Linked DNA regions of Homo sapiens: all the other regions are linked to region 1. Evidence: chromatin loops called from intact Hi-C (ENCODE). Cell type or tissue: heart right ventricle. All regions are shown on one strand.

What was found. A loop is a pair of places that touch in the nucleus more often than their neighbours do. Peaks named below come from ENCODE experiments on the same cell type or tissue, not always from the same donor. Only the 100,000 strongest peaks of a DNase experiment are listed, where the experiment ranks them.
Region 2: it touches region 1 in a loop (11-fold over the local background); 92 of 110 quality-filtered maps call a loop at or near these places.
Region 3: it touches region 1 in a loop (3.0-fold over the local background); 25 of 110 quality-filtered maps call a loop at or near these places.

What each region holds. Positions count from the first base shown.
Region 1 is chr10:96,392,623-96,400,622 of GRCh38, reverse strand. It overlaps TLL2 (tolloid like 2), which reads left to right. Exons shown (of 21, transcript NM_012465.4): 11 at 3,321-3,437; 12 at 4,603-4,748; 13 at 5,241-5,436. Among named protein-coding and RNA genes, the nearest start is that of OPALIN, 38 kb to the right of the region's middle. RefSeq lists an enhancer at 2,981-3,509. In heart right ventricle, a CTCF peak has its summit at 4,500 (motif pointing left); DNase peaks (open chromatin) are centred at 2,546 and 4,492; H3K27ac peaks cover 3,032 bases; H3K27me3 peaks cover 1,611 bases.
Region 2 is chr10:96,510,535-96,518,534 of GRCh38, reverse strand. It overlaps TLL2 (tolloid like 2), which reads left to right and starts at 4,609. Exons shown (of 21, transcript NM_012465.4): 1 at 4,609-5,024. The coding sequence starts at 4,850. It overlaps TM9SF3 (transmembrane 9 superfamily member 3), which reads left to right. Exons shown (of 15, transcript NM_020123.4): 15 at 1-425. RefSeq lists enhancers at 4,759-4,828, 6,018-6,537. In heart right ventricle, CTCF peaks have their summits at 4,474, 4,685 and 7,133 (motif pointing right); DNase peaks (open chromatin) are centred at 4,604, 5,255, 5,839 and 7,144; H3K4me3 peaks cover 3,198 bases; H3K27ac peaks cover 2,095 bases.
Region 3 is chr10:96,739,689-96,747,688 of GRCh38, reverse strand. It overlaps the pseudogene RNU6-1274P. Among named protein-coding and RNA genes, the nearest start is that of PIK3AP1, 23 kb to the right of the region's middle. RefSeq lists enhancers at 3,550-3,599, 6,422-6,491. In heart right ventricle, a CTCF peak has its summit at 3,479; a DNase peak (open chromatin) is centred at 6,568; H3K27ac peaks cover 1,581 bases; H3K27me3 peaks cover 860 bases.

The DNA of each region.
Region 1 (8,000 bases):
TCAGGCTCCCTAGCCAGGGGCAGCCTCCCAAATGAGCAGAAATGATGCAGTGAGTCAAACAGCCAAGACTGGCATTTCCACAGAATTGCTTTATGGTTTGAGGCTTTGATCTTCATTCCTACTTGTCTGTTTCCAAACTGGGAAATGGGGATGACATCTACATTACTAGAGAGTAGATTTGATGTCTATCTATCCAAAATTGTACAATGTTCAGAACTGTGCCTCAGTCAGTGAAGGTTTTGTTTTTTTTTTTTTTTTTTTTTTTGATGGTAGTAGTGGTGATGATGAAGAAAGTGATACTGATGATGAAGGTCTCAGACTGCTCTGGTTCAAATCCTGCTCTTACTTACAGCTTTGAGAGTTAAATTCTCTGACTCTCAGTTTTCTCGTCTGTGAAGTGGGATTAATAATAGTACCTAATTCAGAGAGTATTGGGATGAAATGAGATAATCCATGTAAAGTGCTTAGGACAGTGTCTGGCATAGACATAGTCAATAAAAAAGGGGCTTTTATTAGAACCATTATGGTGAAGATGAGAACACTGAGACATCAGTTAAGGGACAAAGTAGAGGATTCTAGTTAAGAGTGACAAAGTGATTTGGGGAGAGTGCTTAGGAATAATTTGTAATTTGTTCTACGAAGTCTAGTTTTGCCAAGGCAGTAAAATATACCTCAGGCTGCAATTCCTGCCTCCTGCCGAGTACTCAGCAGAGACAGGCTGTCTAATGGCCCTTGGGTGGTGCGTGGTTCATCTCATCTGCTTAGGTCCTTAGGAGACGAGGCAGTGAAAGTCTCCCTCTCTTTTGGAAACAAGCCTCAGTGGCTGTGACAGCTGGGTTTTAAAAGGAGAAACTTGGATTTGAAACTTGGGCTAGGCTAAGAAGGAATTCCTTTTGTGAACCGGCACTGTCTAATTGCTCCGTGTCCTCATTGGTAAGCAGTACTTCCCCAGGCTTGCCTGTCATTTTCCAAAAATCACTTGACACTAATTGGCCGTGCCAGAGAAACCATTACTGAAAATTTAAAGGCTTCTGGTGGATTTTTTCTTGCCAAATTCTTGGCAGGAGTTTCATCTCATCTCACTTAATATTAATCTCCCCAATTCCAAAAGGCTACAGGTGGTCAGAATTGGAAGGAAGCAGAGGAGATTAACAGCCTTTACCCCCATGTTTCCCCAAACCATGTACAACACAGCTGGCCCTTAGGAGATGCCTACAGTGGCCTTTACTCCTCCCCTAACCTCACCTGCTCATAGCCTCACGTGGTTTGTCCACTGCCTAACATAGCACTGGCAGTAAGAGTACCCGTGACATATCTGTGAATTGGACTTTAAAAAAATATTCAGATATAATTTCTGGACCATACAATTCACCATTTAAAGTATACCAGTCAATGGTTTTTAGCATGCTCAGAGTTGTGTCACCACAATCAATTTTAGAATATTTTCATCACAGCCAGGCGCGGTGGCTCATGCCTGTAAACCCAGCACTTTGGGAAGCTGAGGCGGGCAGATCATGAGGTCAGGAGATTGAGACCATCCTGGCTAACACGGTGAAACCCCATCTCTACTAAAAATATAAAAAATTAGCTGGGCATGGTGGCACGTGCCTGTAGTCCCAGCTACTTGGGAGGGTGAGGCAGGAGAATCCCTTGAACCTGGGAGGCAGAGGCTGCAGTGAGCTGAGATCACGCCATTGTGTTCCAGCCTGGGTGACAGAGCAAGACTCTGTCTCAAAAAAAAAAAAAAAAAAAAAGAATATTTTCATCACTCCAAAAGAAGACCCATATTCATTAGCAGCCACTTCCCATTCCCCATTGCCCCCCAAAGCTAAATACATTCTCCAAGTGACTCATGCAATAGGTGCTTGGTAGAACCATGGTCTTCCAGTCCAAATAGACCGTGGCTGGCCTGTGTTCTGAACCATTCAGTAAAGATGAACCCATCTCCCACCTCGCCCTGGGCTGCCATCCTGACGTGGCAGTAGGGATTAGATGGCCAAGAATGACCAGGTACTGGGAAGACCAGGCCTCTGTGGAGGCTCCAGATTTCAGACCATGCACCCAAGTGTCTAAGAAAATACAAATGTATTAATTTTTTTTCTCGATAACAAAAGTTTGTCTATGATGATCCCCCTTTCCATCAGGTAGTAGGGACTTGATTTTGGTCAATTTGTGTTTTCAGTTTTGGTCAATTTGTATGTCCTGGTTGGGGGCATAGTTTATGCCAAGGCATGGTGGTGGCGGGGGGCATCTATCCTGCCACCCTGACTGGCATTGCTGGGATGTTCTCATCCCTAACCAATGAGTCCTCTATCCAGATACAGGCTACTGGGCTTCCTCCTTTTATCAACCCTAGGCCAGTTCAGAATGGTGCAGGTCTACATTCCCCTAGAAGCTTGGGAGACATTCTATGGCTCCCCTAATCCTCTCAGCTGTGGGAAAGTCACTTCCATCCCCCTCTTGGGCCTGGAATCATGTTGCTGCCATCCTGCCACACTTTGCCTGAAGAGCTCTGCATGCCTGTCTCAGGGCCAAATGTCTGGACAATCACATAGACACTTCTATGCTGACCTTGGCGGGTGGGCACAACAGGGGAATCCAGGGTCTTGCTGCCACTCTGGACTCTGCCCAAGGACTGAGGACACAGTTTTCTGCTTCTCTTAGATTCTTAAACCTACCTGGGATCTCTTTCTCAAGGTGAGATGGGGAATGGGTCCTTTTAGGGGCTCCCTGCTGCTCTCCCGCTAGTCCTGTCACTCCTCCATCCTAGGAACCCTCCTACGGCTACCAGGATGGGGAAAATATGGTGCATCCTTCCAAATCTTTGCTATTGCAACTAGGCTTGTGAAATGTAAACGCCAAGATGGTTTTATTTCTTTGCTGTGTTTTCCCTGGCATCCCTTCCCAAGTCAAGGAAAGCAGATGTCTAATGCCCCCAAAAGGGAAGGGTATACATGCAACAGGAAACACCAGGAAAGGAAATCTGCTCTATTCTCTCACCATTCTTCCCCTGCCTCACCTTCAGAGCCTCAGCAACACCCCTCGGCAGGGGAGAGGCTGCCTGGGCTCTTCTCTGGATACTTTGATGGGAATTTGGAATTCTCCTGAAGTCAGCCTGAAAAAGAATTAAGTCACACATTATTGTGTGACTCTTCCAATCCCATCTTTTGATCCTGTGTGTGCTACAGGATAAGTTGTCCCAGCCAGGGTTATTGCTCACTTCAAACCACGTGTGAAGAACCTCAGCTTCCTCCTAGCCTGAAGCCAGTGCCTTCTTGCTGTCCCCAGGGCTCCTAACTGCTTCTTTTTCCACTTTCCAGGCAGGTTTTGTGGCGATAAGATCCCGGAGCCCCTCGTCTCCACGGACAGCCGGCTCTGGGTGGAGTTCCGCAGCAGCAGCAACATCTTGGGCAAGGGCTTCTTTGCAGCGTACGAAGGTTTGTGCGAGGTGAAAGCAGCTGCTCGGTGGCCCCTCATAAGCTCTGTCCTTCCCAGGCAGCCCACTGTCCCTCTCCCAGCCCAGACACTCCAGGCCAGAGCCACAGGGGTGGGGGCAGCCACCACAGGGGGCAAGCTGAGGATTCCACAGCCCCTCCTGCAACATTCTGGAAGCAGAGGCCAGCTGTGCCCACTTCAGAAGTAGTGCCATCCTTCTGACGCCATCCCACTCAACCCTCATTCCAGGCCAGCTGAGGAGTCGGCTTCCCCCATACAGGACGGTATTGGGGGGATCTAGAACCCTGTGGAAATGATAGCAGCCTCTGAATTGCTGTGTGAGCCTAAGCAAAGAATCTGACCTCTCTAGGCCTCTGTTTGTTTCCTTTGTGAAAAGAAGACTTTGGGCAACATCAAGGAATTTCCAACTGCGTTTCTTAGAAGGGCCTCTGAGGCTACCCTGGTGGCTGAGTAGAGGGAACCAATAGGTCTGGGCTCTAGGCAGCTGCCACCAGGTGATGGTGCTTCTATTTCTTCTATGTCTTGAGCTTCTCTGGCTCATTCCCCACCCCACCGTACCCTCTACCAAAAAAAAAAAAAAAAAAAGAAAGGGGAAAACTACCAGAAAATTACCAAGGGTCCTTTGGCCTTACATTACCAAGGGTCCTTCGGCCTTAAATTATTACAATTTTAGAGAGGCCAAAGTTTTGTCTTTGTAAAATAAGTAATGTGCATGTGTGCGCATGTGTGCACGTGTGCGCGCACGGGTCCTTTCCTACCAGCGGTCCTGTACTCTCTACCTTGAATCACCTGGGGAACTTCACGGCTACGCAGCGCTCCCCAACACCCACTGGAATCAGAACCTCTGGGGAGTGTGGCCCCAGCTTCCACAGTTTGCAAACTCCCTCAGGCGATTTTGATGCACAGCGAAGTTAGAGAACCACTGCTTTATGTGGTTTTTTCTTTATATGAAAAAAATTCAGAGTTAAAGACAAATGCAATCGTGCCTTTCTGGAGGCGCGGTGTTTGTGGGCTGGAGATGAAAATGTTGGTGAGCGGAGCCACCTAGTGGTGGCAAGCGCTGTTCCCCCCGCCTCCCCAACCTTCCTTCCTAAGTAAGATCTGACCAGGGCCCCCGTCTTCCTCTCCTGATGTCTCTTTCTAAAGCTACCTGCGGGGGAGACATGAACAAAGATGCCGGTCAGATTCAATCTCCCAACTATCCGGATGACTACAGACCTTCCAAGGAATGTGTCTGGAGGATTACGGTTTCAGAGGGGTTTCACGTGGGACTTACCTTCCAAGCTTTTGAGGTGAGTGCTGCTCAGACCGGCTTCCCAAGGAAACGGCAACTTTTGCTAGACATCCTCCACTCTGTAAAGATGGGTTTTCATTTTTGGCTAAAAACAGGAACCTAAGAGGCTATTCTCAAGCCCATAGTGAATTGTGCCCGGACATCTGACATCAACATCTATGCAGGCTTTGAAATGGGGTTTGACACCTTTCTGAGGGCAGTAAGAGAGGTTGAGAATAATAATCAAAGTGAAAATTCAGGATGGGATCCAGGGAAGTTTGGTAGAATTGTTCTTCTCTATTTATCCTCTTAGACTCTTCTCAGTTTGATTCACCCTTGACTTCTGCAAGTAAGGAGTGAACTAGGAAGCAGCATGGAGAGACCTGGGACACACTTGGGTCCTTTGGCCTCTTGGTTAGATTTTGAGAGTGATATTTGGGTTCTCTTCTTAAATCAAAAACCTTAAAGCAGAACCATCTGCCATCCACCTTGCCTCTGTTTCTTCCTTTAGATTGAAAGGCACGACAGCTGTGCATATGACTACCTGGAAGTCCGGGATGGCCCCACGGAAGAGAGTGCCCTGATCGGCCACTTTTGTGGCTATGAGAAGCCGGAGGATGTGAAATCGAGCTCCAACAGACTGTGGATGAAGTTTGTGTCCGATGGCTCTATCAATAAAGCGGGCTTTGCAGCCAATTTTTTCAAGGGTATGAATTAGCAGTTTGTTTCCACTTTTAGGCACAAGAAGAAATATTGCTCCCCCTGGCCTAAGACACACAAAACCATATGGAAGCTTACCACCAAACAAGGCTCCCTGCAGAGAAAAGGCAGCGATGCATTTCAGAGCTGGGTGTGAGCCCCCAGCAGAGTTCCCAACTGATCAGGAGCAGGCTCAGCCTTGGCTTCCACACGATAGAAAGTTCTGTACTTGGAAATTAGATCTAATAAGTTTACAAGGGCAAACTACACGGTAGTGAAACTGAGCATGGAATAACAGCAAATATTTGGATAGCAGCTATCATTAATTGATCACCTACTGTGTACCAAGAACTGTGTAAGGTACTTGACTTACATAATGTCATTTAATTCCCCAAATAACCCTGTGAGTTAGATTTGGATCAGGGCTGGGCAGGGCTTCTCAGGATCATGCAGGTAGTTAAGTGGCAGATCGGGGATCTAATTCAGTCGGCCTAATTCCTAAGCTCAAACTCTTTCTACAACATTGCTACTATTCCTTGATGTGGGCCAGAGAGGCAACCCAGGTGTTCAGCTCCTGGAACATCAGTGCCCCTAGACTACATGCTTACCCCCACATGATCGGGGTTGGGAGGAGAATAAGGGGTGGCACTCTGGGAACAAATTTCCGTGTTGCCCTGGGGACCTGCTGCTCTGTAGGGTCCTGATGGAACCAGGCCCAGAATGGCATGGGCAGACCGAGCTTTCCTGGCCCCAGAAGAGCCAGCTTCCAACCCTCCTTTGAACGGGCAGGTCCTCCTTCTCTGCTGTCAGGCCCCTGAAAGCCCTGAAGACCACACCCTAAGAGGGAAGCATGGCTGCTCCCCACTGCATTGGGCCTGGGCGCCCAGGAGCACAGCAGCAGCCCTTGAGTAGAGACATTCAGTCCTCTGCTGCTGTGGCCCCTTAATCAGTGACCCCACTTCCCCAGCCCCCCTACAACTTGTGCTTGCCCAGAGCCTGCTTTCTCCTCTTCCCTCCTCTCCTAGGACTCCTGGCTGAGCCAGCACAGAAATCCCAGTCCCTCCCTTGCTTCCATTCTCCTCTTCTGCCCCATCTTAGACCTTCTCCCAGGTTCTACGTGAACAGCCTGGGTGTCAAAAGAACCCACTTCTGCACTGTCACCCAGAGCAGGCAGCCATTCGTCCTTACTGAAGCTTCAGTTTTCCTCTCTGTAAAATAGGAAGAAGGACATCTGCCCATTGTACCTAAGCAATTGTTGTGAAGCCCCAAAGAAAGGACGGCTGTGGAGGCACTTAAAAGCTGGCAGGTGACAAACAAGGGGTGGGGCTGTTATTTTTTCCTATTTTGAGGTATCGGGGAAGAGCAAAACCCAAACAGCAGCAGAGGAGAATCATGATGGCGCTGAAGGATTGGAGACAAAACTGAGTTGCTTCTTTCTCAAGCCAAAAAAAAAAAGAAAAAAAAGAAAAAAAAAGCCAGGCCATAGCACTTGTATTTTGAAAGCAGGTCAGCTTCTGATTGCACAGGGAAGATATGACAGCCTTAGTTGAGATGCCTGGAAATTCACAGCCCCAATCCCACCCTGGCCCAGCCTGCACATGCCTGGTGTCTCCCAGCCTGGGGTGGCCCCTGTCTGACTTGGCAGCAGTGACACCGGCTGGGTGGCCTCAAGCAAGTTGCATGATTTCTCCAGTTGCACAGCTTCTGTTGCACAAGCTCCAGTCTCTCTACCTGGAGAGACAATGCTGCCAGGTGATTGCAAGGCTGTCATCAGGAGAAAATGGAATAGTGCAAGTCAATACACCGAGTGTAGTGTTTAGTCCCGTTCATTGTCTTTGCTAGGGAAGGAATCTTTGAAGTGGTTATTCTTTCTGGAAAAACCGATGCGACAATTTCTTCTGGCTATTGTGATGGACTGGTTTCCTATTCCTGCTGTAGCAATTTACCACAGGCTTGGTGGCTTAAAACAATGCACACTTATTATCCTACAGTTGTGGAGGTCAGAAGTCTAACATGGGTCTCACTGGGATAAAATCAAGGGGATGGCAGGGCTGCATTCCTTCTTGAGGTTCTAAGGGAGAATCTATTTCTTTGCCTTTTCCAGCTTCTAGGAGCTGCCTGAATTCCTTGGCTCATGGTCCCCTTCCATGGTCAAAGCCAGTAATGGCCAGTGTGTCATTCTCATGCCACATTCTCTCTGCTGCATCACAGACCTCTGCTCCGGTCAGCACATCTCCTCCTTCTGACCCTAACTTCCTTCCACCTCTTTGCCTTACACGGACCTGGTGTTGACATTGAGCCCACCCAGATAATCCAGGAGAATCTCCTCATCTCCAAGATCCTTCATTTAACCACACCTGCAGAGTCCTTCTTTCACCTAATTAAGATCCTTAATTTAACCACACTTGCAGAATCTTACATTAAGGTAACAGATTCACAGATTGTAGAGGCCAAGCTGTAGACAGCTTTGGAAGGCCTTATTCTGCCTACCACATGTCATGAATGATTATGAGGTTGTCATTCTAATTCTGTTTATTCCAGTCCCCTTGGCCTTCTCCTCCCCTGACTTCCA
Region 2 (8,000 bases), 120 kb before region 1:
AAGTATTGGTGAACTAGGCTTGCTAATTGATAACTGCAGCAGTTTGTGTTTACTCCAGTTCATCAGCTTAGGTCATTTGAAAGATATAAGAGCTTAAGGCAAGAAAGAAATAACATGGAATTCTATTTGAAGGACAACAGAACATTCTTGGAAAAGCAGCTCCAGTTGGTTTTTCAACTGTCAAACTTGAATGTGTAAGTCCCCACAGAGCATGGACAGTCGGTGCAGAGTTCCAAGGAAACAATTATTGCCTGATGACCACTTCCATTTTGTATACACTCTTTGGTTCGTATAGGCCATATTCCAACTGGCTTTTTAGTAATAGAAATCCAGTATATAATGTATCAAATACAATTGAGGTTCTAACCTAGTGTGTTAATTTATCTGAATTTGGATTTTTAAAAAGTAATAAAAAGTTAAATGTACTTCCTTTGGATTCCTTATTTCTTTCCTTTTTGAAACATGAACCAAGCATAAGGGATAACCCATTATTGACAGGCAAATGAATAACTTAGTAATAGTTTTCCACAATTAAAGCAGGGGTCTGCAGACTTTTTCTGTGAAGGTCTAGATAGTAAATACTTTCAGCTTTGAGGGCTATGCAGTCTCTGTTGAAACTATCGTTGTAGCACCAAAGCAGCCATAGTAGACTACATAAACTAATGAGCATGGCTATGTTCCAGTATAACTTCACAAAAATGGCCCACAGGCCATAGTCCGCTAACCCCTGGAATGATGTATTTAAAATTTAAGGTTTAAATTTGTATTTCAAAAGTGAACTGTAATATACAGTAAAGTTGAGAGAATGGTCCAGTGAATAAGATTGGTCTTTCTTAAGAATGATTTTTCTTTTATTGCCATTCTTTTGACTTTTTTGTATACCTATTCTGACTCTTACACTCAGACTTTACCATCTATTTGCCTGCCATCCTCTGATTGATGATTCTTTGCATTTGTTTAGCATTTACTACTTTTTCAAAGCAGTTTCACTTGTTCCTTCACAACCATCCTGTGAAGCTGGTAGAGTAGATAGCTGTGTTTTATGGATAAGAAACCACAGCTAAAGGTGCTCTTATGTTTAGCCCAGAAGTCATCAAGATTCAGGGCCCTGTTGTCTTGACTATTGTAACTGTAAAATGGGGGTGTCACCCTCTCTAGCCTGGGAGGCAGGTAATATATGTAGAAGTCACATTGAAAATTAGTGTTCTATACGAATGGAAGAGATTATTTTTATTGTGCCACATTGAAATCAGTGGTTAATTTCTCCATGTCTATTTGTATGTTTTGTTTTTCCGTTTCTGACTAGTTTTTAAAAATCCTGACCAACCTCCTTGGTTCTTTTCCCCTAGTTTTATTAGGTGCCTCAGTCAACACCTGTACTTGGCAATTCCCGTTAGCCACATCATTGGTACAAATTTGGATTACTTTTTATTTCTTTAATGAACACTTTTTGTCTGGTTGGAAAACTAAGGACAGAAGGGACTCGTATGCAGCCAGCTTCTTGATTTCAAGTGAACTATTTTTGTGGAACTGTTACTCTGCAATATAACATTAGAAAAGGGGGGAATAAGCCTAATTGGGACATGTGGAATCAGTGTAGTTTACAAATGTATTTTAAATTACTTGATTATTTGAAATGATTTTCAAAGTTTGCACGATTACTTTGCTTGACAGCGATTTCAAAGGAAAAAAATGTGGGAGATGGTTGCAGGGGAAAATTGATATAAGTGGGGCTGGCCAATGTTATGGTTATTCTTAGTGTCTCAGTCTAAGCCACTAGGATTGCAAGACTTAATATTGAAGGTCAGTGAAGAAAAGGGAGAGTCTAGAAAGTGAGACATGGAAGGTGATTCTAAGTTGGGGTTGGTCAGAGAGGTCTGCTGCAGTTATAGACCAGAAAGGGCAGTCCTGGATAGGTAAGTGTCACAGATAGGGTAGCTGCAATGCTGGCATGAGGATGTGGGATATGCGATTATCAGTGTGTCCCAGGCAGAGACATGGAGGGTGTGAAGCAGCCTTGTTAGGATGACTGCAGGGTGTTTTAATGCCAGAAGACTGGAATGTGGGAGTTGTAAGGAGCCAAGACTGGAAAGGTGAAAGGAAGGCTTGATGATGGACGGAGGACCTGTTATGCCACCCTGAAGAACTTGAATAAAGGTTTTGGAGAGCCAGGAAGGGTTTTAAGCAGCTGCTAAAAATTGTAGTATCTTTAATTACATTCTCCAGAAAACTGAGTATCTTCTCAGTGGTGAGCAATGTAAATGAAGGAATGAGCTGGCCTGGAACAAATTATCATGTATAGTCGCTTGGAAAGGCAAAATGAGAAAGTGGCCCAGGTGGATAAAACTCAGTAGACTTGAAGGGGCAAGAGAACCCAGTTACTCTGGGTGGGAGATGGACATCTAAGAGGAGAAAAACACTTGTTCAGGTTCACAGAGGACCCAGAGATATGGCAGAGGAAACCCTGAAGTAATTATTAATGTAATAATGGAGCTAAGTTGAGCAGTTTTATGTCATAAAGCCTGTTACTCTACCTCCAGTTTTTTCATGGTTTTTAAATTAAAGAAAAATACATTATAAAAATCATCTAAACCCAGATTAGAGTTTAGCTTTTATAGTTCTATCTTATGGTGTCCCTTTTCAATTATTCTTTTCTGATCTTTCTAGTGAACCAAATATTTTGTTGCCATTTATTGGTTGATAGCCAAAGTAGCAACTAAACTGGCCTTCTACTTTAATAACATAAAACTGTGCAGCTTGTTCATTCTTCAACACCACTGTCTTCAAAATATTTGGACAAAGGGTGTTGGTGAGAAGACCTGGCCACTACTCACCAGCTGGGCATTAGAGGTCATAAAAGCTCACAACCTCATTGCTTGCACAAGAGGTGGCCTCTCATGTCTATTTTCCAGAGGAATTCCCTTCTAATAAGGAAGCCAGTTGGTGGTTTGCCTAGTGCCATCTGGAGACCTGGAAGTGTCACAGAAGTTTGTTAGGCCTTTTAGATGTTGACTCTTTGGACTCGTCTACTGAGAGGTGATGACCTTCATGGGGGTGAATGCAGAGAGCTATGGCGTTGGGTTTGACTCCTGGCTTTCAGGCAGAAATGCATGCCATTCAACCCCCTCCCACTCCTTTGCCTATGCGCTGGCCACTTGGCCTTCCTGCCATTTGGTGGCATTTATCCTCTTCAAATTCCTTCCTTCCACCTGCCAGTTTCTAACCAGATCTTGCCCTGTCTGGCTCCATTCTGTATGTTATGTGCCCATTTGATGAAAACAGCATGAGGCAGGGTCAACATTGCATTTCTTTCTAAGAACGAGGACAAAATATGAGTAGCATCCTTCCAATAGTTAACTTTTAGCCCTTTACTTGTGTGAAGGACTTGTTATCCCAGTTGATAGATGAGAAGACAGATGACCATAAGTGCAAGAAATTCAGAGTTTGATGTGAAGCCCAGCTCTGGGCTCCCTGTTGACTATTTTGTCATTGATGTATGTGAAACCATGTGGAAATCCAAAAGGAAAGTTGTCCATTTTTCTGCTTGCAGTTTAAATTGAAAAAAGATTCTACTGGGCATGATGCAAAACATTTCTACACATACACATTTGTGTGTTATAGTTGACAGGGCCATTTTACTTGCATAAAAAGATCTTTGAAAAGCCTCACAGTAATAATACTTTTTATATCTCTAAATCAAAATGGCTCAGTTCTGAGAATTTTTACATTTTAGGTACAAAATAGAAGTGGGTTTCAAATAGCTCTTGATTAGTGTCATTATTTGGGCATATGTTTTTAATTGGCAAAAAAAAAACAGACTTCAGAAATTGGTCATTTTTATTCCATCAAGTTAACGGTGAGTGGCTTATTTAATAAAAACATGTCTGTAATTTAACACAAGTAGCACGTACAGCTGTTCATTTGTGTCTTTTTGACTGTGTGAAGCATCTTAGACGGTTTTACTGAAAGATAGGGTCACCGAGAGGGGAAATCTGTGGACTTAAATCTTTTTTCATTACCTATCGCCGGCCACTAGGTTAGGTTAGTTGCCGCCAGCAAGCGCCCTTCATGGCTCGACTAGGGAATGTGGAGAGAGCTGAGAGAATCGAAATCCTCGATTTTTTTTTCTTTGCTGAGAGGGACCTGAGAGACATTCACTCATCCCTGCAAAGAAGCAGCTGCCCGAATGCACATAGCCAGTTGGTAGTGACATGAATCCGTACACAGGGCTCCTGGTCCAGCGCTCCGAGTTCTAACCACTCTGGCCACGTGTGCATCGGGGAGTTGTAAAGTGAGTTATGGAAATAAAACAAGGCGAGAAGCCCAGTCCCGATCTTCAGGAGCAGCATTCTCGGGAGCCAGAGGCCGAGGTGGCGCCCCGGGCAGGCGCCTTAGGCTGGGTGGGTGCGGAGCTGGCCCCGGCCTTTGGCTCCAGCATCTTCACCTCGCTCGCCTGCCTCCGAAGTTGCGAAGGTGCCGGGAAGAGGAGGGGCCTCGCCTCGGGCGCCCGAGTGATTGGCTGCTTAGGGCCCCGGGCGAAGGCTGTGTGGTCCAGCCCTGGTGGAGAGGGGCGGAGCGGCCACTGCTCCAACCACCGCCGCCACCGCCACACTCGCAGCCGCCGCAGCCTCGGCCGCCGGGCAAGTAGCTCCGAGCGGCTGCTTCCCGGTTGCCTCGACGAAGACAGGGGGCGCCGCGCTCCGCTTGCTCCGCGCCTGAGCCATGCCCAGCAGCCCTGTGTAACCACCGAGTCCCGGCCGGAGCCGACCGACCCAGTGTGCGCCGTCTTTCGGCCGAGCTGAGCTTTCGTGCACGCAACTCCCTCTGCCCCAGCCGGCCCCGCGCCACCATGCCCCGGGCGACTGCACTTGGGGCCCTGGTGTCACTGCTGCTGCTGCTGCCGCTGCCTCGCGGCGCCGGGGGACTCGGGGAGCGCCCGGACGCCACCGCAGACTACTCAGAGCTGGACGGCGAGGAGGGCACGGAGCAGCAGCTGGAGCATTACCACGACCCTTGCAAAGCCGGTAGGTGCCGCCGCTGGGGAAGTCCCGCAGAAGTTTGCCTTTGAAATGCAAATGAGGTGGTGGGCAAGCCTGCACTACCGTCTATGGGGCGGGTCTCCCCTCCCCTCCCCTGAGATCCCCGGCTCCCCCGGAAGACAATGCCTCCGAGGAATTGCTTAAAAACCACTCCGAGGCTGGGATGTCCCGGCCCCAGGTTTGCGGTGCGCACCGGGGGGCGACAGCTGGCGCGTTCCCAAAGCGAATCAGAGCGGGTGCCAGAGGCCGAGAGGGCGCCCAGGGGCCGGGGTGGGTGCCAGGGCCGCCTGACAGCGAGTGGGCAGCACTGGCCACCGCCAGACGCTCCGGGCCGGAGCAGAAGAGCTGGACTGGGCGCGGCGCTCCGAGGCTCAGATGGAGTTCCTGGCTCCGATTTCACAGCATTTTTAAGTTTCGCGCAAAGTTTCCCAAGATCTGTGGTTACTCTTGGGAGATTTTAAAAAGAAAAGCGTCACAGCGGGCAAAAGGAAAGGGGTCGCCGAGGGAGAATGAGCAAGACTCGAATAGCCGGAAACTTCCCTGTAGCGGTACCGGCCTGAGGGTCGCTCTGGGCGGGCGGAGATGGAAGCCGGCAGGTGCTCTAATCCCTCCAGGAAGCGGCGCCCCAGGACGTACGGGCCTTTCGGGCGCAATCGCCGCCCGGGCGCTGCAGCTCCCGCTTCCTCGGGGCCACTGATCGGCTCGTGAGTCCTGAGGGGAGCGGCTTCCGAGCTGGAGTCGTTGAAGCGTTAGCCTCCGAAGGGCCAAGCGCATGTTCCAGCAAGCTGATGAGTGTGGGGCAGTTCCAGCACGGACAGAGGGGTGCTCACGCTCACGCTCCCAGGGAGATGCTGGGCTCAGAGGCTCGCACAGACGCTCCTGGCCCATGGCCAGTGTCCCGCGAGTAGTGGTGTTTATCTCCGGCTTTGTGGGGCCCCGTTTCACTTGGCGGTCGGCAGAGAAGAATGGGGAGGGAAGAGCGCGACCTCCACCCTCGGCGAGGCAGGTGCTCCTTCCCGGGGCTGTGGCCGGCCAGGTCTCTGCGGGGCCTGTGGGCCAGTGGTTGCCCCTTCACGCCCTGGAAACCTCTATCAGTTCCAGGTTACTCATCTCTAAATTGGTGGCAGTAATTATAGGAGGACTCAGGTGATTTGTGGGAAAATTCTCTGCAAGTGAAATGATGGCATTGTCGTTATTTTTTATTGTTTCTATCACTGCAGTGGCTCGGGTCTAGGCTGGGGGTTGGGAGGGTCAGAACTGGGTAAAGTCTGGGGAAGACCAGGTTACTAGGAGGCAGGAGGAGTTTGTGAGACTTGAGAATCTTGTGAAGGTTTGAGATCAAACTAGTCTTGAGGGGCCTGGTCTTAGTAAGGGAAGTTTCCTGCAGAATATCTACCTACTGCTGTATCTCTTGGGGCTTCTGAGTTAGGAAGGTGGGCAGAGGAGTTGGTTCCTGGACAACTGGAGAAAACCTCAGCAGGTAGCATGCCTGGCCCAGGTACCATGAGTTCCTTATGGGACCTAATTCAAGGCCAGGGAGAAGAGGCTCCAGAGCACTATTGGAATGGCAGCCTGGCCCTGAAAAGAGGGCCACTGAAGCTGGGAAAATAGGTGTGGGATAAAGGGAGTGGCTGGACCACCTCCCCCACTTGTCAGATCCTAGACCCTGCTGGGTGTGACCTGGGGACTCTGGGAGGCAGTGTGGGCCGCTGAGGCCCGGAGTGGGGAAGTGATTGATTTGCTCAGGAATGTATTGTGCATCTCCAGTATGCTGGGTGCTGGTCTGGGCACTTGTGAATCCAGATGTGAAAGAGGCATGCCAGCTCCCCGTCTCAGCCTTGGAGGATAACCCTGAGGCAGGCTTGCCTGTTACAGCCTCATTTTCCCCAGTAATTTTAGAGAAAATGCAAGATAATCAGGGGCACGCATATTCTGTGATTCTTCACAGACAGAATGGGATGCACAGGCAGGGCTGGAAGGCAGAGGATATGGCCAGTGTGGCTTCAGCCAGCTGCAGGCACCCTCCTCAGACTCCTTGAATTCTCCCAACTCATTGGCCTCTCCCTGGGCTACACTGATGCTAAGAGTGGCCAGAAGAGGGCGATGATAAGGACAACCTGGGGGAAAAGGTAACATCTCAGTCCGCCCATCCTCTTGGAAATTGCCTGACCTGGAGAACAGCTGTCTGGAAGGCCAGCAAGCAGTTCATCAGTGTACTGAAGTCTCAGAGAAAGGACTTGCCTCTTGGCTAGCGGGACACTGCATTTCCTGGTTGCATATTTAAGGCAAACCTTTAGGGGCAGCCTCCCATTCTATCTCAGTGAAATCCTAACTCCCTGACTCTTCTGGCCAGAAGCTCTCCTTTTAGGACCTGCCTCAGGGCTGCAAAGCTAAAACACCTCCCACTGTCCCTTCTTGGTGTGGGTCTCCATTCCTACTGTGGACTCAGAATGCAGAGGGGAGGGTCTTGAATCTGTTCCTGGCTTTTCAGGATCTGTGTTACCGGGACGACTCCCCTCCTCTCTGGGCCTCAGTTCCTTACCTGCAGAATGAAAATGTCTGCCTTGTTAGAATTACAAAGTGACATGTCCAGAGAGCTTGTGCTCTTGGTCCTCATCAACCGTCTTGCCCTGGGCCTACTTCATACCTTGCAAGCACTTCAGTGTGAGCCCCCTGGCTGCTTCCTATCCAGTGTTCTATGAGTCTATGATCTTTGGTTCTAGCCCAACCTCTTAGAAGCTGAACAAACTGGTAATTTTACCATTTCTAATTTTACCATTTCACTACTTTTGCAATTTTTAATACCATTTTTACCATTTACTCTGCCACTTACAAGCTGTGTATCCTTGGGCAAATCACTTGATTTCTCTGGGCATTAGCTTCCTCATTTGTAAATGGGGATGATTCCTGATAAAGTACTTAGAACAGTGCTTGAAATATAGTTAGATACTTTTTATAAAT
Region 3 (8,000 bases), 350 kb before region 1:
GTGCAGTGGTGTGATCACGGCTCACTGCAGCCTCGACCTCCTGGGCTCAAGCAATCCTTCCACCTCAGCCTCCCGAATAGCTAGGACTACAGGTATGTACCACCATACCCAGCTAATTTTTCTATTTTTTTTTTTTAAAGATGGAATTTCGCTCTTGTTGCCCAGGCTGGAGTGCAGTGGTCCAATCTCCGCTCACTGCAACCTCTGCCTCCCAGGTTCAACCAATTCTGCCTCAGCCTCCTGAGTAGCTGGGATTACAGGCATCCACCACCACATCCAGCTAATTTTTGTATTTTTGTATTTTTTTAAGTAGAGATGGGGTTTCATCATGTTGGCCAGGCTGGTCTCGAACTTCTGACCTCAGGTGATCCACCTGCCTTGGCCTCCCAAAGTGCAGGGATTACAGGTGTGAGCCACTGCACCAGGCCAATTTTTGTATTTTTTGTGGAGATGGGGTTTTGCCATGTTGCCCAGGCTGGTCTCGAACTTCTGGGCTTAAGTGATCTGCCCGCCTTGGCCTCCCAAAGTGCTGGGATTACAGGTGTGAGCCACCATGTCCAGCCGTGCACACTTAATTCCTTCTCAGAGTTTGCTTCCTGGGGAGCACAACTGGGACAATTACTTAGGGAAAAAAGTAAGCAGTGAACTTCTATGATCCTATTTGTGTGACGAATATATATATACTTCCAAATGCGTAGAAAATTTGTGGAACCACACAAAAGGTGCTGTTAACAATAGCCACCTTCAAGGATGAGGTCTGGGATCTTTTGGGATGGGGAAGGTGTGGCTTTATACTCTTTACCATAAACATGAATTACTTTTTCTTTTATCATTAAAAAAGCCTTTTACTTCTGAAGAGGCATGCAGTCGAAATATGAATAGTTGTCATAGCTGCTGTTTGTGAAACACGTTCTACATACCATCTATTTCAGCACGCATTCCCTAGTCCTCACAGTGATGCAAAGAGGTGGATGCCTGATTACACCATTTTGCAGATAAGGACACTGAGTGTCAGAGATGCCAAGTGACTGGTCCAGGAGCATTGGTTACCAGGCAGAGGAACTGGAATAGACTTGGGCTGTCACTCCAAAGTTCAGGTTCTTTCTGAGCTTAATCAGGATGTGTGTCTTTCTGTCAGCCCAAATGATACCTTATGTTCTAAGCCAAGAATATGGTATGGGGGAAAGAGCAAATTACTGGGAGTTGAGCAAGCTTCTGTTCCTGTTGCCATCATTAGCTAAGTGACCTCTGTGCCATTTATTTATTTATTTATTAGAGACTGGGTCCCACTATGTTGCCCAGGTTAATCTCAAACTCCTGAGCTCAAGAGATCCTCCTGCCTTGGCCTCCTGAAGTGCTGGGATTACAGGCCTGAGCCACCATGCCTGGCTTCTCTGTACCATTTATTGTCTCTGTGCTGCACTCACCTCATCTGGAAAATTCCCAAAGGCAGTTTGGTGTAGAGACAGAACCAAAAAGCTCTGGGGTTGACATAGCTGTATCCCTCTATTTACTGTGTGATTTTTAGTAAGTTACTTAACCTCTCTGAGCCTCAGTTTTCCATTCTCTGAAGAAGAGAAAATGGGTTGTAAGACTCAGGGTTGTTATGAGGGTTAAATAAGATAGTGTAACAGCATTTATTGTATTCTAAGCACTCAAAAAAAGAACTCTCTCCTCCTTGAAATATAAACTTTGATTTTGGGGGTAAAGAAAAACTGCCCATAGTTTTAGTATAAGTAACAACACCCAATTTGATGAAGAAAATATGTTTAATGTATGTGAAAGGACTGGTTTGGGATTCTTTTATGGTTCAGCAGAAGAAAGAAACCATTTTTCTCATACCCATAGTCTAACTCCACACAGATCCACTGACAGATCTCCTAGGGGGATAGGCTGTCCTGGATGGGAAGTGAGAGAGCGAGAGGTCCCACCTGGAGAGTGTGAAGGGGAAAAAACGAATCCCTAGACTTGGGAAGAGTGATATTATTGTGGGTTGAATGGTGGCTCCCAAAAACGTGGCCCACATCTTAACCCCTGGAACCCGTGAATGTGACGTTATTTGGAAAAAGGGTCTTTGCAGATATAATCCCAAGGTGAGATCATCCTGGATTATCTGTTGGGTTTTTTTTTTGTTTTGTTTTGAGATTGAGTCTTGCTCTTGTCACCCAGGCTGGAGTGCAGTGGCACGACCTCAGCTTACTGCAGCCTCCGCCTCCAGGTTCAAGTGATTCTCTTGCCTCAGCCTCCGGAGTAGCTGGGATTACAGGTGTGTGCCACCACACTTGGCTAATTTTTGTATTTTTTTTTTTTTTTAATTTTAGTAGAGACAGGGTTTCACCATGTTGACCAGGCTGGTCTCGAACTCCTGATCTCAGGTGATCTGCCTGCCTTGGCCTCCCAAAGTGCTGGGATTACAGGCATGAACCACCACGCCCAGGCCATCCTGGATTATCTGGATGGACCCTAAATCCAATGACAAGTGTTCTTATAAGAGACATAGAAGAGAGACCTGGGGAAAAGAGGTGATATGAGGAGGGAGGCAGAGATCTGAGTTATGCAGCCACAAGCCAAGGAACTCCTGGAGCCACCAGAAGCTGGAAGGAGCAATGAAGGATTGTCCTCCATGTCTTCAGAGGGAGTGCCGTCCTGCTGACACCTTGATTCCAGACTTTTGGCCTCCTGAATTGTGAAAGAATAAACATCTGGTTCAGGCCTGGTGGCTCATGTCTATAATCCCAGCACTTTGGGAGGCTGAGGTGGGCAGATTGCTTGAGCCTAGGAGTTTCAGACCAGCCTGGGCAACATGGCGAAACCCTATTTCTACAAAAAAAATCCCCCCAAAATTAGCCGGATATGGTGACATGCGCTTGTAGTCCCAGCTACTTGGGAGGCTCAGGTGGGAGGATCACTTTGAGTCTGGGGGGCAGAGGTTACAGTAAGCCAAGACTGCACCACTGCATTCCAGCTTGGGTGACAGAGTGAAGCCTTATCTGAAAATTTAAAAAAAAAATTGTGTAGTTTTAAGCCATGAAATTTGTGGTAATGTGTCACAGCAGCCACGGGGAACTAATACAAGTGGCATGGGACAATTTTAGTGGCAACTCTGGGAAAAGAACCAAGATTAAAAGACATCAAGAGAGGACCCATTCAACTAAATATGTAGCATCAGACAATAGGGATGCAGACCTCACACCGACGACATACTAACCTTCTGAAACCAAGTCACACAGAGAGGGAAGTAGGTCAGTAGAACCGACAGGACATCAGGGTAGGAAACCAAAGAGGCCGTGTTGCCTGAAGTGAGGGATGCCGGCCATCTCAGATCCTGCCCCAGCAATGGCAAAATGGATCTCTCAGATGCTGGGAGATTAGACAGAGATATACAAAGAACGAGCACATTTCTGTTAGAATAGGAAAAAATAAAAAATAAAAGGGAAATGGTCAAGAGGTAGGAAGATATAGCTTCCTCTCAAGGAGCCAATAGCCACTGGGGTGTGCTGTTTTCTCATGATCAAAGGTTTGAGAGGGATGACTCACAAGCCTCTACTGAAGGGTCTCACAGAGAAATGCACCAAAAAGAAAGGGTATGGAAGCAACCTAAGTGTCCAGTACCAGAGGACAGGTGAAATGATAGCACAGCCGCACAACAGGGCATGATGCAGCCACAGTGCTGTGGATGAATGTTCACTCAATTGAAATATGTTCAAGACATATTAAGTGCAGAAAGCAAGCGTGAAACAGTAGGTACAATGTAATCCTGTTCCTCATATGTAAAATGCAGATGAAGGTAATAGTAGTTACCCTATAGAATTGTTACAAGCATTTGATTAATATATGCAAAGTGCTTGGCAGTACCTAGAACATGTAGATGCTGTACAGCATCACTGTTTTATCATCACTTATTTTTTTTTAATTCTTAACATTTTTATTTTATTTATTTATGTTTAGACAGAGTCTTGCTCTGTCACCCAGGCTGGAATGCAGTGGTGCAATCTCGGTTCACTGCAACCTCCACCTCCCAGGTTCAAGTGATTCTCGAGCCTCAGCCTCCCAAGTAGCTGGGACTATAGGTGCATGACCCCATGCCCAGCTAATTTTTGTATCTTATTTTATTTTTGAGATGAAGTTTCACTCTTGTTGCCCAGGCTGGAGTGCGATGGTGTGATCTTGGCTCACTGCAACCTCCACCTCCCGGGTTCAAGAGATTCTCCTGCCTCAGCCTCTCGAGTAGCTGGGATTACAGGGGCCCGCCACCACGCCCAGCTAATTTTTGTATTTTTAGTAGAGACAGGGTTTCACCATGTTGATCAGGTGGGTCTCAAACTCCTGACCTCAAGTGATCGGCCCGCCTCGGCCTCCCAAAGTGCTGGGATTACAGGCATGAGCCACCGTGCCCGGCCTAAAACAATTTTTTTTTTAATATGGAATGCTTCGTGAATTTGCATGTCATCCTTGCACAGGGGCCATGCCAATCTTCTCTGTATTGTCCCAATTTTAGTATATGGGCTGCCGCAGTGAGCACTATCATCGCTTCTTTTAAGTATTCAGGTCCACTGTTCTGACCCTTGGGGGTCAATGTATTTTGTGATTCAAACTTTTTCAGATTTTACAAAGGTGTATAATTATGGAACATCCTTAGTGTGCTTGAAGTAGCAACTCACGACAGCCAAATTCATTAATATTTCTGCAGTGAAACATACGAGTATTCACATTAAGTGAGATAACTGAAGAATATAAATAGCACCACATCAGTTTGGATCAGGTGGTGCAGCCAAATAAATTCACTACAAACTTGGAAAACAAACACAAAAACAAAACAACCTTGTGGTTCCAGGGATTTTTGCCTGGGGGAATTACAGATGAGAGACTGTCGACCTGTTTATATAGAAGCATCAGGAAAGCCTGAATGCATTGTCTTGTTACGGTGCTGCTGCTCACTGAGGAGACTGCGGCTTATTTTTATTTTTATTTTTGCCTTTTGACTTTGCTGTTTTAATTTTTCTGCACTGAGTATTAAATACTTTTTTGCCTATAGTTTCTTGAATTTCAATCGATTCAGATAAATGTAACACAAATTTAACCCAAGGAGAATATTGCGTTGCTCAGTGGACCTCAAAAAGATCATAGCCAGCATTGGGTTCACAATTTTCATTTGCACCTTTAAGAAAGTATATTTTTCTGGGGAGGCAGGGAACACTAAAGGAGATGGAGCGGGTTTTTCTATTCTTTTTCTTCTGTCTTTAAGTTGGTCCCACCAACACAGTCCATATCCAGAACTAGTTAATTCCTCATCTAGGGCTTGCTTTACCTCCCCTCCCCTCCCCTCCCTTTCCTCTCTCTCTCTCTCTCCCCCTCCCCTCCCCTTTCTTTTTTGAGATGGAGTCTTGCTCTGTCGCCCAGGCTAGAGTGCAGTGGCGTGATCTCGGCTCACTGCAACCTCTGCCTTCTGGGTTCAAGCAATTCGCCCACCTCAGCCTCTGGAGTAGCTGGGACTACAGGTGCGCGCCACCATGCCCAGATACTTTTTGTATTTTTAGTAGAGACAGGGTTTCATCATATTGTCCAGGCTGGCCTTGAACTCCTGACCTTGTGATCTGCCCGCCTCAGCCTCCCAAAGTGCTGGTATTACAGGCATGAGCCACCGTGCCCAGTCCCTCCTCTTTCATGATAAATATATATTAGTTTTACATTAAAAAGTAAAACAAGGCCAGACATGGTGCATTCTGCCTGTAATCCCAGCATTTTGAGAGGCTGAGGTGGGAGGATTGCTTGAGGCCAGGAGTTCAAGACCAGCCTGGGCAATATAGCCAGACCCGGTCTCTACCAAAAATGAACTGAGTTAGCTTGGCATGTTGGTATGTGTCTGTAGTCCCGGCTACTCGGGAGGCTGAGGCAGGAAGATGGCTTGAGCCCAAGATTTTGAGGTGGCAGTGAGCTGTGATTGCATCACTGTACTACAGCCTGGGCGAGAGAGCAATACCTTATTTCTCTAAAGAAAAAAAATAAGGGAATCAGGCGTTGTAGCTCACGCCTGTAATCCCAACACTTTGAGAGGCTGAGGTGGGTGGATCACCTGAGGTCAGGAGTTTGAGACCAGCCTGGCCAACATGATGAAATTCTGTCTCTACTAAAAATACAAAAATTAGCTGGGTGTCGTCGTGGGCGCCTGTAGTCTCAGCTACTCAAGAGGCTGAGGCAGGAGAATTGCTTGAACCCAGGTGGCAGAGGTTGCAGTGAGCTGAGATCGCACCACTGCGCTCCAGCCTGGGTGACAGAGCGAGACTCTGTCTCAAAAATAAATAAATAAAATTAAAATTAAAAAAAAGGTAAATCAGTAACCACAATAAACTGAAAAATAAATAGAATGTGGGGACAAGTGAGAGAAGTGTGTGTGGACAGGGGAAATGGGGGAAGAAGGACCCTGCAGGGACACGGAGGGGGTTTAGGGGAGGTTTTTAGGGAGTGAGCTGCCTCATGAGTCAGGAAGGAGATGTTGCTGGGCAGAGCTGCAGTCAGTGAGGCAGGGAGAGGTGGCTGTTCTGGGCGACTTTGCAGCTCAGGGCAGGCGCAGGGCCCAGAAGGGGAACGGGAAGTGTCGAAACATCCGTGGGACGCCCTGCTGAGTTCTCCAACCCTGAAACCCGGGACCCTTTCCTGTACAGCTTCTTGGGAGCTTGAACAATTTGAGGGAGGTGACATATCCAGGAGGAAATTTCAATGCACATGTGTGAGGTCTTCTAGTCAACTGTCTATGTGGTTGAGGATTCCTTAGAATGATGAAAAACAAGCACTAATAGAAGGACCTGTGGCTATATCTACATCATCTATGTCTATGTATATATTTATTTTAAATCATGAGCCTTGCCAGACTCGGATTGGCTGATGGTTGAGGGACTTCTGCCAGAGGGCTGGCCAACCTGGGAAAGGGAAGTGTGCCTAAGCTAATGGAGGTTACAGAAGAAGGGGTGGGAAAGGCTTGCAGAAATTCTAAATAGAAAAGGAGCTTTGGATTAGGCAAGTCATATGTGGACTTTAAGGACATTGGAAGGTAGAAAATGCCAGATGAGGAAGACATCATGTACACACAAAATCTATAGCCCCAAGCCCTGATCCCTGTTGTCAGGACCCAAGACCAATTGCTAGTGAAGGGACACAGAGGCGAGAGAGTCCCAGAGGAAGGAGACCCTCCAGGGAAGGGTTCAGGAGGCAACAGCTCCCTCACAGTTCACAGAGGAGCCCTCATCCCCCAGCAAAGTCCATGAGCTGCCCAGGAGAGAAAGCTGATTTCTTTCCCACTTACCATGCGTAGGAGGACCCCCATGAGAATCTGGGCCTACCCATATGGCCAGCTCTTGGAGGCCTAGGACGGCCCAAGGGGCAAGGCTCAACAGAAGGTCAGGGCTGCCTCGGTGGAAGGGCTGCTGAGTGTGTGTGACGGACCTATGACGTGTGACCTGGCAGTGACTCTTAAACTAGGCTTTGCGGTACCCTGGACCAAGGCAGTCTACAGCTAAAACAGGAGTCTTTTCTGCATTTGTAGATAGAATTATCTTAATTTTAAAAATATTATTTTGGCTGGGTGTGGTGGCTCACGCCTGTAATCCCAACACTTTGGGAGGCCGAGGCAGGCAGATCACCTGAGGTCAGGAGTTCAAGACCAGCCTGGCCAACATGGCGAAACCCCATCTCTACTAAAAGTACAAAAATTAGCCGGGTGTGGTGGCACATGCCTGTAATACCAGCTACTGGGGAGGCTGAGGCAGGAGAATCGCTTGAACCCGGGAGGCGGAGGCTGCAGTGAGCCAAGATCGCGCCATTGCACTCCAGCCTGGGCAACAAGAGTGAGACTCCGTCTCAAAAACATAATTTCTTTCTTTCTTTCTCTCTTTCTTTCTTCCTTCCTTCCTCCCTCCCTCCTTCCCTTCCCTTCCTTTCCCTTCCCTCCCCTCCCCTCTCTCTCTCTCTTTCTTTCCCTCCCTCCCTCCCTCTCTCTCTTTCTT